Linked DNA regions of Homo sapiens: region 1 is linked to region 2. A link is an interaction called in ENCODE POLR2A ChIA-PET data of the cell type or tissue named here. Cell type or tissue: Caco-2. All regions are shown on one strand. Each heading gives the region's core, and the rest is flanking DNA. Links, peaks and the distances in the headings are about the cores only.

Region 1 (10,352 bases), core at 1,144-9,143, 160 kb after region 2:
ATGTGGGTCTTAACAGACAAATCAAGATTTGCTAGATGAGACAGTCTAGGCAGGGCAAGGAGCATGTGCAAAGGTGTAGAGGGAACAGGAATGCTCCCGTATCAAAGACGGGGTAGTTCTGAGTGGCTGGAGCATGGGTGATTAGAGAAAAGGCAGGAAAGTTCTGTCTAGTTACCTCCAAAGTGAATGTATAGACTAATGAAGCAGAAAGTCTGCAGACCCACACCATGTAAGAAATTGGTCATTTGCTAAAGGTGAGACTTCAAATTAGTGTCAGGGAAAAGATGGATTATTCAATAAGTAATGTTAGGGCAATGTTAAGGCTCTCTGAAAAGAAGTTTAATCCTTTCTCCATATCACACCTCAAAAAGTTCAAAGATTTCAAAAAGAAGCCATAACAATAGAGAGTACAACATGGGAGAATCCCTTTATAACTTTGGAGTAAAAAGGCTTTTTAAATTATGACTGAAGTCCAAAGATTATAATAGGAAATTAAGGTAAATGTATAGAAAAATAACTTTTAAAACATCTAAGTTGAAACAAAATCAACACAAAAATTCAGCGAAAAACAAAAAACTAGGAAAATTATTTCATGTCAACCAAATAGCTAATTGCTCTAATGTGTAAAGAAGTTCTACAACATAGTTTAAAACTATAATAAAAAAGAATTTGAATAGAGTTTATAAAAATAAATGGCTCTTAAACATATGAAAAAGTACATAACCTCACTCAATATAAAAGTAAATTAAAACCACATAAAGATACCATAATTTAAAAAAGTATGTAATCAAAATTCCAGATTTTCCCAAACAGAAACTTACCAGCATTTTGTTTTCAAGATGGTGGGAGGCCAGGTGCTGTGGCTCCCACCTGCAGTCCCAGCTTTTTGGGAGGCTGAGGTGGAAGGATGCTTGAGCCGGTGAGTTCAAGTCCAGCCTGGGCAACATGGTGAGACTCATCTCTACAAAAAAATAGAAATAAATTAGCCAGGCGTGGTGGTGCACATCTGTAATCCCAGCTACTCTGGAGGTTGAGGTGGGAGGATTGCTTAAGCCCAGGAGGTGGAGGCTTCAGTGAGGTCATTCATGCCGCTTCAGTCCAGCCTGGGCTACAAAGCTGGACCTTGTCTCAAAAAAGAAAAAAAAAAAAAGACTAGGAAATAGGTAATTTAATATATTGCTGATAGTAGTGTAAATTAATGCATCTATGGAAGAAAGTTTAACATTATCTTTCAAAATGACTAATGCATATATTCTTTGACCAAGCAATCCCACTTATGGAGGTTTTTCCTACAGATAAACTTGCACACATGTAAAGTCATATATGTTCAAGGTCATTGACTGTAGCATTATTTTTTATAGGAAAAGATTGGTATCAACCCAAATGTCCACCAACAGTGGACTGGTTAAATTAATAATGGTATATCTATGTGATGGAATAACATGTAAGAGAATTTTAAAAAATGGAATGAACTCTCCATGTATCAACATGGCTAAAGTTCTGAGGTACGTGTAGTGAAAAAAAGCAATGTACTGAACAGTGTGCATAATGTGCTACCTCTTCAAGGGAGAAAATATAAGTGCATATTCTGTATTGCACAAGGAAACTCTGGAATTATACAAAGAAACTAATAAAAATTGTACTGTGAAAGGCTGTGGAAACTGACAAATGGGAACAGTAGTAGAAGCAAGTGCTCTCACCATACCTGTTTTAATGTTTGATGTTTGAATTATGAAGATGTATTAATCATCTAATAATTTTTTAAAAGCATCTGCCTCTATCTTTGCACTACTTCAATGATTAGCCATTTATTAATTGCAAGCAGTGGGGTTTTGCACTGGCTTATTTTTTCTTTTGCCTGTGGCTTTTGTTTGTAAGATTTCATCCACGAGTAAAATCACTAAGCAAGCCTTGCCCATAGCGTTCAGCATGTGTTGAAATACAGGGGAGAACTGACAATCACAGGGAGAATGGTATTTTTGATGTATTCTCTACTCTGTGGTCAAAGAGGTGGCCGGATACCTGCCAGGAGTGGAAGGAAGGTCCAGAACATTGAAATAATTCAGTTCTCATTCAAGGTCAGAATGCATTTGCTTTGGCCGGGCGTGGTGGCTCACGCCTGTAATCCTGCACTTTGGGAGGCCGAGGTGGGCGGATCACGAGGTTAGGAGATCGAGACCATCCTGGCTAACACGGTGAAACCCGTGAAACCCCGTCTCTACTAAAAATAAAAAAAATTAGCCAGGCGAGGTGGCCGGCACCTGTAGTCCCAGCTACTGAGGGAGGCTGAGGCAGGAGAATGGCGTGAACCCAGGAGGCGGAGCTTGCAGTGAGCCGAGATCACGCCACTGCACTCCAGCCTGGGCGACAGAGCGACACTCTGTCTCAAAGAAAAAAAAAAAAAAGAAACAAAGAATGCATTTGCTTTAAAGATGGAGCTAAGTATTCCTGGAACAAACACCGGGAAATAACCATGGGAAGAGGATTAAAACGGAAAAAGAAGTGACTTGAAGGAAATGAGATGGGAGAATGAGATGCCAAAATTAGCACCTACATGCAAAGGGGCAGGTAGACAGGATCCAGGGTTGTACAAGGAAACTACTCAGCTGAAGGATAACCAGGAAGGGAAGGGAGGAGACTCATTATCAGGGAAATGTGAATAACAAGAGGCTGTTCAAACTGATGTAACTAAGGGTCATGACTAAGAAATATCCCAAAGATCCTCTAGAGTAGAACTACAACATTAGAGTTGCATATTGAGATCTGTTTGACATTCAAGGAAGCCAAACCTAAAGTTGTGAAGAGAACAATCTAGGGTCACACAGAAACCGTGTCTGAGACTTCTAGCCTAGCATTTTTTTTTCTTTCTCTCTTGTTTATTTTCATGCAGCATCTCTTGTTAATGCTCAATTTGATTTAGTTTCAAGACTCTCATTTTAACATGAATAATCACTGTTGACTGTTGCCAGAAAACAGAAGAGTGGGAAAGAAAGAGAGATAGAGAGAAAAAGGTATATAGAGAGATGTTAAATCTTGTAAATGAAAGTACATTGATAACAGCAACTAGCAGACCTACATATGAACCAAACAAGCAAAAAATGTCATTCCTGCTGTAAGTGGGCCCAGCCAAGCTGTTCTGAGCAGTGAAGGTCAAAAGTTCCATGACCACAGCTCTGCATCTCTCTCAATACAAGGCTTTTTGTTAAATGGTGGCAAAGCATTTTTAAAAATCATCCTTTCTTACCATCTATAAACCATAAAAAAAGAAATTTTTCCCTTTAGGGCCTTTAGCCATATTATGCTTTCTTGCAGATATCTCATAAAAAACTCCCCCAGAATAGCCCTCAGTATGTTCTTTTTAAGGCACAGTTCTTCCCTTAAATTGTTATTTAATCAGTAAATATTCTTATTCTTCACATAAGTTTTTCTCTGTGGTGGGCTAGGAAGTGCTTGAATTTTTACTCTAGAAAATTGTTTTCTCACAGTTCCTGGACCCACATCACATAAATGTTCATATAAAAAAATTCACAACTTTTAAATGTGATTTAGCAATAAAATTGAGTCTCTGTTAACACTGACCAATTCCAAAGAGTTGTAACACAGATCATTCTGCTTATTTTTGCCTTAAGTCTCAAGGGGGGGGCGGGGGGAAAGCAAAAAAGGAGGCTACTCTCCTTAGGAAGAAAGGGAATCCTAATTTCCTATTCAAAGAAATATTTAACATTCCATGTTTTTTAACTTCCAAATACCTCCAGTAATCAAGGGTGCTTTACAGGTGAATAATCAGGGCTTTAAGGCAGAATTATACTCTTCCTGGCCTGGAAGAAGATGAAGCTCTAAGGTAACACAGAGACTCAAAAGAAAAAACAGAAAACAACTCTCTACCCTTTTGGAAATGTAAACAATCAGGTAAATAATAACTAAAGCTCTAATTTTTTACTCATATTCTGATTTAAAATTTAGTCCTTCCCAAGTTTGTACTGTCTCTCGATTTTGTTTTGTTTTCACAGGCTTACCAAAAAAATTGATTCTGATCACTGTAGACCGACCCTCCATAAACCCTCTTTCTATGGGAAACTGTAATAAGGATTGTGGACTTTCACTGTCTCTGATGATATAAAATTACCTTTTTAAAAATTACCAGAAGAAAACATACAACTAAGACCTTCTCCCTGTTAATCTGTTAGGGTTCATCTTTTCTGCTTCCTAAGCTTGATGGTAGCTCTCTAAATTAAGTGATAACATAGATATGGTGTGTGAACTGTGCACTTACAGAATCTTAGAAATGTTTCATACTTCCAAGGATTTTGGTTTTTTAAAAATTTTAAATATGAGACAGTCTGTGCCAGGAGCTATTGGGAAAACAGCTCTTTCTGTGTTTGGCCTGTTCCTCTCTGCCCACAACATTCCTCCACACCCCTCGCACTTTACATCCTCACATTCCCATGCTGTGTGTCTATGACAAGCCTCTGAGAGTCTGGGAATCACGGTGTTTATGGGTAAAGCAAGAAGGCCAGGGAAGGAGTGACAAGAAATAGATCAGGATTTTCAGAGATCTACTTGCCAGAGCCAGGTGTGGTAGTGCACAGCTGTTATCCCAGTTACGTGGCAGGCCAAAGCAGGAGGGTCCCTTTACTCCAGGAATTTGAGGTAGCAGTGTGCTGTGATCATGCCTGTGAATAGCCACTACACTCCAGCTTGGGCAACATAACAAGACCCTTGTCTCTTAAAAAAAGTCTATTTGCTAACATGCCACTAATTCTGCAAGATTTATAATAATAGCTACCAATTATTATGAGCCTACGATAAGCCAAACATTCACAAGACATTTAATCCTCAGAATAACCCTGTGAAGTTGGTACTCCTTTTCCATTTTACACATGTAGGAAATGGGGTTCTTATTGCCTAGGGAAACTCTCCAAACAAAAATAAACAAAAAGCAAGCTAGTTGGAATCAGAGTTAGGATTTGAGCCTGTGTTTACCAGAGTCCAAACTCCTGCTCTTTCTGCTATTAGCCTACTCATGATCTAAAGCCTAACTAAGGCTTCTTGGATTCTAAAGGGATTTTTATGGTCCTGTGGTTCTATTTCAGGTTAACATGGAAATCTCTTCCTTGAGTGCTTCAAAAAAGGTTAAATTTTATGAGATACACTTTAGTGATGAATATACTTTATCTTATCCTATTAAAATAATTAATATTAGGAATAGAAGGTTGAATAGAAACCAGAGTATTACATTAGCTGGAATATCACACTTCTCAATAATTATGTATAAATGAAAGTTCACTCTTCCATTCATTATCACTCATCCACCTACTTATCCATCCATCCACGTGTCCATCCATGTATCCATCCATCCATCCATCCATCCATCCATCCATCCATCCATCGACTTAACAAATTGAGAACTACTATGGGCTAGTTGCTATTCTAGGCCCATAGAAAGGAGGTAAAAAGAGGCCGGGCACAGTGGCTCATGCCTGTAATCCCAGCACTTTGGGAGGCTGAGGCGGGTGGATCACTTGAGGTCAGGAGTTTGAGACCAGCCTGGTCAACATGGTGAAACCCTGTCTCTATTAAAAATACAAAAATTAGCTGGGTGTGGTGGCACACACCTGTAATCACAGGTACTTGGGAAGCAGAGGCAGGAGAATCGCTTAAAACTGGGAGGCAGAGGTTGCAGTGAGCCGACATTGCTCCACTGCACTCTAGCCTGGGTGACAGAGCAAGACTCTGTCTAAAAAAAAATAAAAAATAAAAATAAAATAAAAAATAATAAAAAAAAGAAATGGAGGTAAAAAGTCAGAGCTTTCTTTTGCTCTCAAAGATTATATTCTAGATCAGCACTGTTCAACAGAACTTTCTGTGAGACAAAAGTGTTTTATATCTGTGCTATTGAGAAAAACTGAGGAATGGAATTTGCAATTGTATTTAATTTTTGTTTTAATTAATTTAAACTTAAGTAACAGCATGTCATTACTGTCCTGGACATCACAGTTCTAGAAGGTTTAAGGAGGTGAGAAGACAGAAAATAAATTAAATTTTTAGTTTTAATTTTATGGATATATAATATTTTACATATTTTTGGGGTACATGTGAGGATTTTCTTCATGCATAGACTGTGTAATGATCAAGTCAGGCTATTTGGAGTATCTATCACCTCGAGTATCTATCATTTCTATGGGCTGATAACATTTTAAGTCCTCTCTTCTAGTTTGAAATATACAAATATTGTTGCTAACTATGGTCACTATTCTTCTATGAAGCATTAGAACTTATTTCTTCTCTAACTGTAAGTTTGTATGCTGAATCTTGAGTGAAAATAAGGAGTCAGACATGCCAAGAGCAAAGGAAGAACACTGTAGGCCTAGAGAAGTATGTCAAAAGCCCTAAGAAGAGAAAGACTTTGGTGTGTTCACGTTTCAGAGAGTGGATCAGTGTTGGTTAGATTGCAGTGAGCAGGGAGGTAATGGGCATACAATGCTGCTGGAAGGTAGGAGAGGCCAGATAATGTGGAGTTGTTTAGCTTGTAGCAAAGGGTATGGATTTAATTCTAATTGAAATCTCAATCTATAGATAACCTTTTAAGAATTGCATTGTCCTATAAAATATTGGTATCCAAAGTTGAATTACTTAATGATGAAGTGGGTGATAATATGGAGCTTTACTCTTTTTAAAAGCTTTATCTACAGTTTAGTTCAGAACATGCCTATATTAAAGAACTACTGATGGTTATGAAATTGTCTTGAAGATTCAAAGATAAGTATTTTCGAGATATGGGCATTGAAGATGGCAAACAACCTACTGACATAGGATATCCAAAGAGGGAGTGAGCGAATCAAGACATTTCATTTTAAGTCTTCTGGTGAAAATAATTTTTACTATCTCTCAGGACTGATTTGCTTTGGAATACAGATGGGAAAACTCTTTTCTAGATGTGGCATGGTTTGTCATCCTCTGAAAATATGACTCTTTATACAATTGGTCTATAGCCAGTTTTTAGTGGAAAAGTCGTGACATCAGAATGCTCATGAGCCATAGCAGAGAGTCCCAGACTTCCTTATTAATTCTGAAAATGGTTCTTTAAGTGAGACTGGGTTTAAAATATGTTAGTGTCTTTGAATTTACCAGAAGATCTGAGCTACTGGTGCAAATCAATTCAACATAGTACCTCTCAGGGGTCACAAATCACTTGGGCCAGCTCGTGAAAAGGAGGGTCATGGTAACCTAGTCTCCAGAGAAACTACATTACCTACCATTTTTCTTGCCAGAAAAAGCATAATTTATACTTTTAACATTATTAGTTGAAAAATAATGCAAACAAATTATGTAGCATAAAATTGTGGGAAAAAAATTGATAGTTACCAGAATAAGCAAATTGCTAAATTATGTAGACGATCTAGATTACAAAGCCCTACAACCTGCTTTACTGTAGAATTTGAAGTCATCAGCTTATAATATTGAACATCTACTTCAAACACAGAGTTTTAAGACTTACAAATTTCTATTTTTAAACGATGTAAACTTTTCAATATTCGTAGGGTAGTAATTATTGTTTTGTGTTACTATTTTAAAAATACAAGCAACAAAAATGCAAGACTAAACTGTCAAAAAATACCAAAGTTTCAAGTTCGTATTTAGCAAAAGTCTTTTCTTATAATAGAGGGTCATTTTGTACATGAAGTGCAAGGGAGAATGAAAAGACACAGAAAGAGAGAAAGGCAGAGAGAGAGAGAGAGAGAAATCCTTTTTCATCCTTACCAAATTAGCTTGTGTTTATAAAGATGTCAAACCTTCATTTTACCCAATAAAACATTTTTGGTGTGGAAATGATGTTCCCCTCGTGAATTTGCATAAAAGTAAAATGATTTTTAAAATCCAGCTTTGTAAACCAATGTGGAACTATGATTGTTTTAAACCTTTAAACCAAAAGCAAGGCATGGTTTTTGTCTTAAATTTAGAATAAATTGAAAGCATACATTGATGTTCTTTGTTTCAAATACATTTTGGAACCCAGCAGACCACATTCAACCTAGTTAAATTATCTGAATGGATTTGGGGAAAAGAGAAAGGAGCCTGTTCATTTTAATATACCTTCAGAAATATTTTACTTCTTGATGATGACAGCAGCTCTTGCTGACAACTATTAATACATTATAAACACCCCATCAGAGTTATATAAAAACATGTCAGTTTTAAAGAGAACATCTTTGACAGCAAATTTTCTGATTGTGAAACAGCTGTGCCTTCAGTACAATGCATTAAGTAGTTTATTCCTTTTAGATAGTTAAATTGTGCATGAAATGTTGCTGGCGCAAGGGCTCCAAATCTGGCCTGATTAGCGAACATCTGTTACATTGGAAAAATTCATGTCTACCCTAATTAGCTGTCAGGCTGATGTACATCAGGCCTGATGGTGAGGGATCCTGCGCTGTTTAAGTCAAACAGGTTCCTCTCCTCTCCTGTCACCTGCCCTTTCAAATCTCTTCCTTTCATGGGCTGCTGTAATTAGAGATAGTTGGACACACAATGGAGCAGGCTACGGTCAGTTACAGTCCCATCTGTGCAATATTTTTATTCCCACCAAACTTGGGAACCGATATATGAAGTAGTTCAACAGCAGCAAGGCTGTTAGATCTGTTAGGTCTATGACATTTGTTAATCTTGGCTCAAGATCGTTCTCTGAAAGTCTTAGGATCCTGGAGTCATCATCTTGTGGTGACTGAAGGGTAATCTACAGCTTCTGAGGAATTGATCTTTGTTTCATTTGTTTTAAATAGGGATAGCGCTCAGGTGATTTTGAAATGTCGCAGTGTGCTGTAGAATGGCATGTTACTGTAAGATCAGGTATTCAAAAGAAAAAGAAGCTCAGTGTTCTGCAGTGTCCAGACAACTGACTATAGACAGCTACAGGAGGCAACTGACACCAAAAGATCTGATTTTATTGGGTTTATTAGTCCAGTGTACACAAGGTTTTCCAATGTAAATAAAAACTTTCATTGACCTGTGGATGGGTACATATCATAACTTCCTGTTTGAACTGTTTACCTTTTTAGCAAACTGGAATGTGCGGTTTGATGCTTGAGCTGGTTAAATCTTCATTTGTTCAGTAACAGCCTTTCCTGAAAGAGCTAGAGGGCCTGGGGCCAAATTCAGACTCAACCTGAAAGATTAAGAATATATAAAATTACAACATTAGGTTTTATTAGAGTGTGATTTGACCAAGGAAGAATGAAAAACCAGCCTTTTTCTAACTTTGTATCATCCTTTCAAGATAATTCAAGTACAGGATTGTTATTCCCAAGCATACATGAGGTATAATTACAATGTACGCAAAATTTAGTAATTGAGGACATGCTTTATGAAATGCTTGATGCATGAAGTTATAAACAGGGAAACTCATTTACCCAGAGCATGCAGGATTTTTAGGTGAACTCAAGCACGATCTCGTTTAGAATTCTGAATGCTCTTGTTACAGCACTCCAACCAAACTGGACTTGAGCTGTCTAACCTAGGCGAGGTTCTTTCCTCCCTCCTTCTGTTTCTTCCTTCCTTCTTATGCTTTTCCTTTCACCTCGAAGTACTTCCCCTGTCTATCCAAAGCTTACCGAATTAAACATTTAAGTATGATCTCAAACATCAAATATTCCATACCACTATCAACTTGGTTTAAAGGAAAGGGCAAAGTTTATCAAAACCATTGCGTTCTGTACTATGGTTTCACATGCATTATCTACCTCTTCTACCAACCATGGTGTTTTCATTTCTTTTATGGCACTTGTCTTTTATAAACTTTTATTTAAATATTTGTTTGCTATAGGGTACCCCTTATCTTTTATACTAGACTGTAAGCTCTTTGAAGAGAGCGACAATGATTATATATATATATATATATATATATATCCCCCATAAAGCATAGTCCATAATAGGTGCTCAAAAAGGTTTGTTGAGTAAATAGAATTCGACTCAGATCAGAGCTATTGAAACATAGTGATACGCCTCCAGGGGAATGTGACCATTTTGACTAAGCTCTAGTGAATTACAGGGCCCCATGGCCATCTCCAGCTGCCCGGAGACAGCCACCACAGGCTAGTTAGGGGCCACTAGAGGCTGGTTTAGAGATGTAAGGTATCTTGCAGGTATGAGGTGTTCTTGGGAATGTTCACCAGCATTCCACTAAAGTAAAGAATGGCCTAACTCCTCTCCACAGAGCCAGCAAGCGTTCCTGAAGCATTCAGAATTGTCTAATTTCACCAAATGAATGATCCCTGAGGGATACCATGGATCCTGCTGGTCTAGGATTGGCTCCAGCTTTTTCTGGATCTGCATTTGCTGTGCAACCCTGCTCGGGG
Region 2 (10,352 bases), core at 747-8,746:
CTAAAACCAGGGGACAAACTAGCATGCTCCCACTTTGGGTTTGTCAACAGATTCTTAGAGATAACACTACCCAAAATAACACCAATGACCAGAAAGTGTGGCGTCTTCGAGCACTTGAAAGCCTAAAAAATTGTTCATTGGAGTTTACTTTCAGGTCAGTTTTATTAAAATGAAAATCTGAAAATTAGCCATGCTTTCTTGAGTTCTCAAAGTCTCTTGCACAAGTCCATTTGTGTAGAGAATATTTTTGAGTCTACATAAGTTTTTTTTAATTTTATTTTATTTTGACAGAAGTTTTGTGGATGTCCCCTGAAATAGCTCAATGGTTAATTTTTACTGTTCCTCTTGTAACTCAGCTGCTACCTTTGTGTGTGTGTGATTCTTTGCTTATATGGCAGCTCAATTAGTGTTGTTTGTGTGTGTGTGCTCGGTTTTTTCTAATAGTCTTATTAACAAGAAAAAAGGTGGCGAACAGGTTATTCTCTTAACCTGACCTGGCTCTAAGAGTAAGATGAGCAGCACTGAACAGATGTCCCCATTTAAGCCGTTCTTTTCCCACATGCCTGCTGGATATTGCAGGCGCGCAGGAAGCTCGCTTCAAACCTGGCCCATTTCAGGCCATAATGGCCACGTTATTTCGGCCCAGTGAACACGAACAAAATCGCGTGCTTTAGAATCATTCGACTCTGAGTCCAGGAAAAGCAGGGGGTGTGGTGGCAGTGGGGGTGGCTAGGGAGGGGTGTATATGAGTGGGGGAGCCGATTTCATCTCGGATCGCAGGAAGAGAACTTGCTCAAAAGAATTTTTCCCCAGCAAAAGTGGTATAATTTACAGCGCAACTTAATAATCCGAGGGGCAATGCAAAAGCCCTTTGCGTTGTAAACCGCTTCTAATTACCTGCCAGAGCAATTAGCTGACTATCACGAAGAAATTAGATCGCTCAATGTAGCATAAATAATGCGAATAATTTTGTAAGAAGAATGGAAAGCGAGACCTGGTGTTTCTTTATAAGGAAATAACACCTCGTACTGTAAGAGCCCTCCATGAACACATATTAATGTCTAGGCATGCATGGCAATGAGTCCGAGCAGGAGCCCTCTGGCTGCGGTTCAGCACTTTTTCCGTTTACGTATGCGGGGTGAAAGTCGGCTTCCAGGCGTTCGATCTCCAGCCTTCCAGCTCACAGTAATTAACACATAGCGACTTCAATGGGAAAACCTGTTTTCCAGATGATTTTTACAATGCAGCTTTATGTCTCATTTGGCAGTTTAAATAGCTGGAGTTGTTTTCTGGCTTCATCTCTACTATCATCTGTTGAGCATATTTTGCTTAGAATATTGAATCCCAACCAAAATTTGGGTGCAGGCTTTTGCTGACTTTTATTTTCTTAAGAAGTGGGGATATCAGGAGCCATTTTGAAGGATACTAGAGCAAAGAATTCTTGTGAGGACCTGCTAGTGCCAGCAGATATTTGAGTTCCTGAATGCGTTTACAAAGTACATTGGGATATTTTTGTGTATGCTTCACTTTAACTTTTTTATTTAAAATCTACCTTAATTATATTTTCTAACTAACTCACTTCTCTTGAGTGATTGTGCCCTATACGGGGGTTCAGATGGTGAGTTCTCATATTTCTTAGCAAAGAAAAATAAAAGTAAAGCTGCAATCTAATTTGGGAGGAAAGCTGAAGGTGCATTTAGGTGTCTGAAAGCAGTATAAGCTCTTTGAAATTTACTTGGTTTGTAAATTACAAGTGCGAAAACAACTTCCAAAGATGTTTGGAAAAAGAATATATGCACCGACACCTATATAGACAGACACACACACACATACACACACACACACACACGTGAAGTTGTCGCCTGCCCACAACTCCACCGCTTTCCTGTGCCGCCCAAGGGAAATGGGTCTCTCTTGAGCCCGTCTTTCTCTAGTAAACGAGGTGGGTCATACGTCTATGTCAAATTGAATCAGCCAGGACAGCTTCCGTGGTAATTAAACTGGACGTCTGTATTGGTCACAGCAAAGGGTGCCTTGTGAATTCAGGTTTTACTTGGTGCATCACAACTGTCAGGGTGAATCCCGCCCCCCACAGAGGTCTGAGTCATGGGTTGCCACTCTCCCACCACCCCTGCCAGCTCATCCCTACCCATCGAAAGCTTTGGCCCCGCTCATTTTTGAAACATTTTTCACGACTGAGTTCAGGGGTTTTGCAGGACTTCACAAAGATCTTGTCCCAGTGGGCCGCACATTCGCAGTTTTCTCCTGCTAAGAAAACATCGACGGTTTTGCTGCTGACTGGAGAGTTCTAGATGAAAACTGAAGGAACCCTAATTATTATTATTATCATTATTATTTTTGAGACAGAGTTTTGCTCTTGTTGCCCAGGCTGGAGTGCAATGGCACGATCTCGGCTCACTGCAACCTCTGCCTCCTGGGTTCAAGAGATTCTTCTGCTTCAGCCTCCCCAGTAGCTGGGATTACAGGCGCCCGCCACCATGTCCGGCTAATTTTTTGTGTTTTTAGTAGAGACGGGGTGACACCATGTTGGCCAGGCTGGTCTTGAACTCCTGACCTCAGGTGATCCACCCGCCTCAGCCTCCTAAAGTGTTGGGATTACAGGCGTGAGCCACTACGCCCAGCCTGGGAACCCGAATTATTTATTTCATCAACCTTGGCTACAAATGGGTTTACTCCTGCTTATGGTGTCAAGTCCATGCAGCCCCTCACCCCCTTTAAATAGAGAGGCATTGGCCGCCTTAGGCTCCCCCTGCCCTGAGTTTAGGGCTGTTGAGTGTAGGCCTACAGGGAGGGGGACCCACTGAGGAGAAACCGGCTCCACTTTAGAAGGTGCTGGAAATAAAATATCCGTATCAACTGTCGGAAACTTGGTTTGATGCGCTAATCACTCGGTTCAAGGGTGTCTACATTATTAGGTGCCAAGTCCCCACTTCCAATCCCAGACAGAAACACCCTTCTAGATGGAACAGAGGGCATGTTTTTATTTAAGACTTGATGAGTACCAACTCTTGTTCTGAGCAGAGGTTATTTTTTAAGAGGAAATAAGATCTTGATTCCTGCTTATGAATTCTGGAAAAGTAATAAAGGTTGTTCAGATAATTTTCCACAAGATCTTCATCCGAACCTTCCCACTTGCTGAATTTTTTTTCCCTGCAGCTTAATTTCCCCTAAACACTTTGCATCGCTCCCTCCCCCCACCATGGCCCTGAAGATTCTCCATCTTAAATAACAAGGACCCTGCTGGCTACTAAAGGAGGCTGCCCATTTTAATTCAAAACAAGGGCCACGAGTGCTGGTCTTAGAAAGAGCCGAGGAGTGAAGATCAACCTTTTTTTCTCTTGGAGTGCTTGCACTTAACCCTCAATCGCCAATATAGTACCTCTTTCTCTCTCCTTTATTAAAATATTTCTTTCATTCTTTTCTTTTTGGGGGGGAGGGGGCAAGATTTCTTAAGGTAAAAGAAATAAGCTGAACAGATTGATTATTGTTATGTCTGTAATTGCTCTAAAAACATTTTTCAGTGGGGCCTCATAGGGCAAACATATTGGTCTTTGATCAACACTGAAGAAAGCAAACATTGGAAAACCAAAACCCACTACTTTGGAGTCTACACTTGGCATTTACAGCCCTGAAATGGAATGCCCTTTACCTTCAAAAGGGCAGCTATTAACGACAGAAAGTTCTTGAGTTTTTCTGTAGATAGTGCTTCAGTAGTTTTCTAGTAGTATTCTAACCTAGGCATAACTTCCTCTCTTCTGAAACTGGGGAAACCCATTTGCAAAGTGAAACGATTTGACTAGTAATACCCAATGTCAGTTTATTTGAAACTATAGCTAAAAAGGGAAAAACTAATAAATCCACTTTGATTATTTTTCTGCTTAGTTTCAAGACGTCCTCTAAGCCTAGATAACGAAAGTGATTTCAAAAATTTTGACATACTTAACCAAATGAAACTAATAGGTGCGCAGCAAATTAGTACGAGCCATAGTCAAACCAAAAGAGGATCTTTTTTACTAGAAGAAACTTGCACTATTGATTTTATTGACTGACTCGATTTCAGTGTTTTAATCAACTTTAACAAATTTAACTGAAAACAGGGTAATTGATATATAGAATTTAAAACTTCAAAAATAAGCCGCAGATATTCATAAATATTTTTTATTAGGTGATTTGCTGTTGATTTACCATTTAAGTAAAAAAAACTATTCTTTTTTCTAACTTAAGCTACGGTGATCTGAATTTCCTTCCCTTTAGCTTCCTCAGTCAAGATTTGGGAACAGAAATTCCAAAATGCTTAGAAATGGGTGGGAAGATTGTAGGTTTAGAAGTCTGAGGAAGGAAATTACAAGCCGATGCTGATTGACTTTTGAAAGGCCTGGCACGTCCCAGTCTATATAATAACTCAGTTGGAGGAAGAACCTCGAGGACCGAGTGTCTCCAGATCACTTAATGCATCGGCATCCACCACGCTCGGCTCATGGGCAGGGCCCCCGAGGCTGCCACCAACCCACGGAGCCTTGAGGAGCTGCGCTTCCCCGCGATGGTCCAACGAACTTCGGAAGTGCTCCTGCTTCCGGTTTCACGTATACCTGGGATGCGTTGCCATACAGGTTTGTCCCGTTTTAATGCTTTGACCCATCTAAGATACGAGGACAGGAGACTGGAGAAGTAAACGAAAGGCAATGGCCGAGGGGTAAGGCGGGGAACACAGCAGGAAAAGGACAGGTTCCCCTTCACCTTCACCCCCAGTGTTGGCAACGTCCCAGGGATTCTCGGAGCTGAAGCTTCTTCAGAAAACAGTCAGCTTAATTAAGATCCTGCCCTTGGGGAATCTAGAATAAATGGCGAGTAGTGGGCAGCTTTCCCCACCAGTCGCAGGATCTAAAAGCAATGAGTGACGGTTGTCTGTGCAGCAGTCAGAGGGAAGAGCGACAGTTCCAGACGAGGGGCAGTCGGACTTCTCCGCAGCCTACCGCCAGCTTGGAGTGCAGATCTCCACCGACTGCGCCACAGACAGTCTCAGTCCCCAGCAGTCACAATATTTGCACTCCCCTTTCTTCCTGGCCTTTCAACCCCTCCCTTTCCTTCCTCCTCACCCCTCCCACCCCGCACCCGAGAGACAGCCTGCCGTCCCAGGTCCAGCCCGCGCCTCTGCGCACCTCCCGGCACCCGGCGCAGGTCGCCGGCCAGGGCACACACGCGTCCCCGCCTGCTCGCCGGCCCGCAAGGCCCGGGCTGCGGCGGCCGCGGGCGCGGGAGGCGGAGGCGCAGGCGCCGGGCTCCGTGGCAGCCCGGCCCAGCCCCGCCCCGCCCCACCCTCCGGCCCTCCCCTCCGCTTAGCCGTGCTCTCCCGCCGAGCTCCGCCGCCAGCTCCGTGCTCTGCCCGGCCCGTACGCCGCTCGCCACCGCGGCTCCCCGGGCGGGAAGGCTGCGCCGGCTCCCGCCAAGGGGGAGGCGCCACCCCGCCCCGGGGCGGTTGTCTTGCTGGGACTCCTGGGCCGGTCACAAAGCCCCTCTCCGCTGACCCGGAGGGACGGGAGTCGGGTGCGCGACGGCGGCTCCCCACCCCTGCACTCAGCCGCCCGCCCCGCTCCTCCTCCTTCCCTCCCTGTCCCTCCTCCTCTCCCACCCCCCGAGGGCTCGCACACCCCGCGGGCGGGAAGGTGCCGCCCTCGGGGCGGACAAAGGGGCAGGCCGGGCGGGAGGGGCTGTAGCCGGCACGCGCGGCCGCGGGAGGGCCCGCCTCGCCCCGGGCCGCCGACCTGACACCTGCTGGGCAGCCTGCGCGGCCTGGGGCGAAGGCCAGCGGGCGGCGGGGTGGGAAGCGCCAGCGCAGGGGCGTGTGTTCGGGAGGGGGTCGCGGACAGGTCAGGCGGCTTGGGACCCACCCCACCCGGGCAATAGTGACCTACTGCTTCGCTAGCGTCCCCTTTCAGGTCTTAACTGGACTTTAAAGATCTTTTAGAAAATTTATATTCTCGTTTTTATGTCAGCGACTATACATCAGAATCACGCAAAGGGCTAGTTAAAACGCAGATGGCTGGGCTCGTCCGCAGAGTTTCTGCTTCAGTAGGACTGCGGTGGGGCCCAGTCATTTGTATTCCTAAATTCTCAGGTGACGCTCATGCTGCTGAACCGGGTACCACACTAGGAGAATCACTGCTATGCCATTCATTCCCCACCACCCGCTAACTGTAGAAGTGGGGAGAGGATCTCCCGCAGGGATCCCAAAGACAGTGCTAGTGCTCTCATTGCCAAGGTAGTTTTATCTCTTTTGAAGGTAAGCTCTGCATTGAATACGTACTGGATCTTCTCGATAGAAGTTTGACCATATGCTAGAGTGGAACCCTCACGCTGCTGGTGCTGGAGAAAGCAAGGCTGTTTAGATAGATGCCAGGCAGAGAAAGCCACAGTCCAGTTTCCATTTCCCCTGAAGAGCCAGAACCAGGGCGATGGGTCTTTCCCAGCACAAATTCAAAAAAGAACCAAACAGTTTCATTTCGACACAATGACAACCTCCCACCTTCTCTTTATAAATTTTTGATATTTCGATCGAAATATTCTATCCTACGTTCAGCATGTTTCCATTGTTTTATATTTTACTGAAGGACCTAAAATATTTTAAAGCAGAGAAAAGAACTAAATGATAGGCAGAGAGGAGATTTAAATAAAATTTTTAAAAGCCACAAATTTACAATTGTTTTTTAAAAAGCATATCTATGTATTTAAAATAATATAATGAATTGAATCATTTAAAATGCACCCCTGTCCTTTCAAATCTGTTTTTTTTTTTTCAAAAAATTTTTGAAAATCTAATGAGAAATATATTTTGACATTCCAATCCAGTGAATTAGTTAAGGGAAAACTACCTAAAAAGAGGCACACTAAACTTTTCTTATCCCCAGTGGGCGGTGTTAATCATCCAGTTTGAGCCTTGTAGTTTTCATTGTCGAATACTTGGGTTCTCTCAAAGGGAAGAACGTTGGGGACTTGCATTCACTCTTTTTCAAGAGGAGATTAAACACAAAATCGATTTAATGGAGCATCTGTAATCTTAAATACGAGAAGTCAAGAGCTAAAGCTATAATAGAAAGGTTAGCTTTCCTCCATTGTTCACACAATCTAACTCATATTTTTGGAACTTAATTATCAATGAAAGCTACCACATCAATGCAATACAGTATAGGCAAATTACAAGAACCTTTTACTTCTCCCAACTGGGTTTAAATTGCAAATCTTAACACTGAACAGTGTGCTTTTGGCATTGAATATTCAATACAGGGAAATGTGTTTTAAGTGAACCACCCAAGGGCCCAGGAACATTTGCTTAATAATGATACTTTGCAATTCTATAGGGCCTTTCAGGCAAGGATCTCAAGTGGAATGCTCTTTAACTATACCCTGCATGGGAAACCTTGGGAATATTTTAAAGTGCTCACTTAAGGCCTATTGGAAAGAATCTTTTAGTATAGATTTCACAGTATGATTTTAAGAAATGAGGTACTGCAGAATTTTCAGTCTCAGGGGTATCATATTCATGGGGATTTGGTGGTTACTGAACATTTATTAGTTACTTTATGTAAAGGTTAAAATGTACATTTTCTCCAACTTTTTATTTTCAAAAAATTTAAACCTACAGAAAATAATGGTACAATGAAACATTTAATTTCAAAGAACACCCATATTCCCTTCACTTAGGTTCATCAGCTTTTAACATTTTGTGACAATTGCTTAGATTTTTCTAAGTAGATGGATAGCTAGACAGACAGACATATATGGATCTACTATATCTGAATAGATAGGTAGATGTCAGATATGATTATTTGTTTGTTCATACACATACATAAACTTACCTCTTTTATCTATTTCAAGTAAGTGGTAAACATCACTGCACTTTATTCCTAAGTACTAAAGCGTGCCTATCCTGATTAAAGGGTATTCTACATAACCATAAAGAATATTCTTATTGTTGAGTTTTTAAATACATTCCAATGGTTTTATTTTATTTTTGTATTCAGAATATCCATAAGTTTTATCAGTGTTGTCTACAAACTTAGGAAATGAGATTTAAGCCAGTACTGGTATACAAAATTCTAAAATACTGTTGTATTACCTAGGCATCTTGGGAATTTTAGAACCTGAGATTCTAATTAAGAAATTGCTGTATAACCAGATTTTAAAAACAATTGAAGAAACAAAACCATTTGCACATGCTTACAGAACACAAACAGAACATTTACATTTCAATCCAAACAAACAAAAAATTCTATTTTTACCTTAATATTTGATCTAAGTTATCAGAATAATGGTCTTAATTATCCACTTCATTTTGATAGCTAGTATAGACTTGACCAAAGAGAAAATAGCACTGGCAGTTATGTACTCTGAGAAGTGTGTGTAGACAATTTATATAATTTTGCCAAAATGGCCAATTAATTGATATAATTATGAATGTCTGGACTTAGCTTTTATGGTTAAAAAAGTAAAACCTCTTGTCTTTCCAATGGTGGCTTTCTACTAGCTTTAATGATCCATATTTTTCCTTGATTGAATATTTTTGCATGCTTAATTTTAAAATATTCTCATATGTTTCAATAATATAGACATATTAATTAAAAGTAATTAGCCAAAGACTATCAAGTACATCTTCTTGTCTCTTACAAGTCCTTGAATTATTACATAACTTAATGTGTGATTTGTCCCACTTTTGGAAATGTATATAATTACGTATTTACCTCTACAGTGTTAGTGTCTTATACTTAATATTCACTCATTAGCATTATTCTATCTTCTGCAGAAAGCCAACTTCTAACTGCATGAAATTCCTGGAGCTTAAAATCATCTTACAAATAAATGTAGATGAATTTTTGCAGTTTGTTAGGTGTGAAATTCATACAGCTTTATGTAAAAATTGGTGGGAATATTAAATTTTATATATGTAATTACCTCCTTGGGTCAGAGTCACTGTTATTTTGGTTATTTTAAATGTAATTTAGGCCTGGCACGGTGGCTCACGCCAGTAATCCCAACACTTTGGGAGGCCAAGGCGGGCGGATCATGAGGTCAAGAGATCAAGATGATCCTCACCAACATGGTGAAACCCCGTCTCTACTAAAAATACAAAAATTAGCTGGGTGTGGTGGCACGTTCCTGTAGTCCCAGCTACTTGGGAGGCTGAGGCAGGAAAATTGCTTGAACCCAGGAGGCGGAGGTTGCAGTGAGCCAAGATCAAGCCACTGCACTCCAGCCTGGGAGACAGAGCGAGACTCCGTCTCAAAAAAAGAAAATAAAGACAAAAATAAATAAATAAATAAATGTAATGTTTTCTTTTATTCTTTTTTTTTTTTTTTTTTGAGAGGGAGGCTCGCCCTGTTGCCCAGGCTGGAGTGCAGTGGCGCAATCTCGGCTCACTGCAACCTCCACCTCCCCAGTTCAAGCAATCCTCCTACCTCAGCCTCCTGAGTAGCTGGGACTACAGGCGCCCACCACCACGCCTGGCTAATTTTTTTTTTACTTTTAGTAGAGATGGGGTTTCACCATGTTAGCCAGGATGGTCTCGAACTCCTGACCTTGTGATCTGCCCACCTCAGCCTCCCTAAGTGCTGGGATTACAGGCGTGAGCCACCATGCCCCGCCAGCTTTCTTTTATTCTTATGTAGTTCACTTTTTTTTTTTTTTTTTTTTGAGACAGGGTATTGTTTTGTCACCCAGGCTGGAGTCCAGTGGTGTGATCATGGTTCACTGAAGCCTCGGCCCTCCTGGCTCAAGCCATCCTCTCACCTCAGCATCCCAAGTAGCTGGGATTACAGATGTGTGCCACCACATCGAGCTAATTTTGGTGGTTTTTGGGGTAGAGACGGAATTTTGCCATGTTGCCCAGGCTGGTCTTGAACTCTTGGGCTCGAGCAATTCTCCTGCCTTGGCCTCTCAAAGTGCTGGGTGTGAGCCATTGTACTTGGCCTTGTTAATCTTATCAAATAAGAACTGCAACATGAATTGGTTTAATCAGAATTTAAGCATTGGAGATATATAATCTAAATTGCAATACATGGTTTTTGACAACTGCTAATGGTTATTGTCTCTGTCCCTGAGAAATTTGTTATTACTGATCAACTGAAAGAAATTAAGAACGACAATATTTCTTTTTTTCTTTTTGAGATGGAGTCTCTGTCGCTCAGGTGGGAGTGCAGTGGCGCCACTCAGCTCATTGCAACCTCCGCCTCCCAGGTTCAAGTGATTCTCCTGCCTCAGCCTCCCGAGTAGCTGGGATTACTGGCGTGTGCCACCACGTCCCACTAATTTTTGTATATTTAGTAGAGACGGGGTTTCGC

The links. Peaks named below come from ENCODE experiments on the same cell type or tissue, not always from the same donor. Only the 100,000 strongest peaks of a DNase experiment are listed, where the experiment ranks them.
Region 1: POLR2A ChIA-PET joins it to region 2 with 6 read pairs; 2 of 35 experiments call an interaction of 5 or more read pairs at or near these places.

Annotation. Positions count from the first base shown.
Region 1 is chr7:20,950,470-20,960,821 of GRCh38, forward strand. All of the region lies in intron 2 of LINC01162 (long intergenic non-protein coding RNA 1162), which reads left to right. Among named protein-coding and RNA genes, the nearest start is that of LINC01162, 120 kb to the left of the region's middle. RefSeq lists an enhancer at 7,580-9,014. In Caco-2, for the core only: no CTCF peak of the experiment used is centred there; no DNase peak of the experiment used is centred there.
Region 2 is chr7:20,792,805-20,803,156 of GRCh38, forward strand. No RefSeq gene overlaps it. Among named protein-coding and RNA genes, the nearest start is that of SP8, 11 kb to the left of the region's middle. RefSeq lists enhancers at 205-1,479, 3,023-3,731, 6,420-7,972 and silencers at 5,114-5,173, 5,224-5,453, 5,544-5,673. In Caco-2, for the core only: no CTCF peak of the experiment used is centred there; DNase peaks (open chromatin) are centred at 4,618, 5,107 and 5,627; H3K4me3 peaks cover 2,126 bases.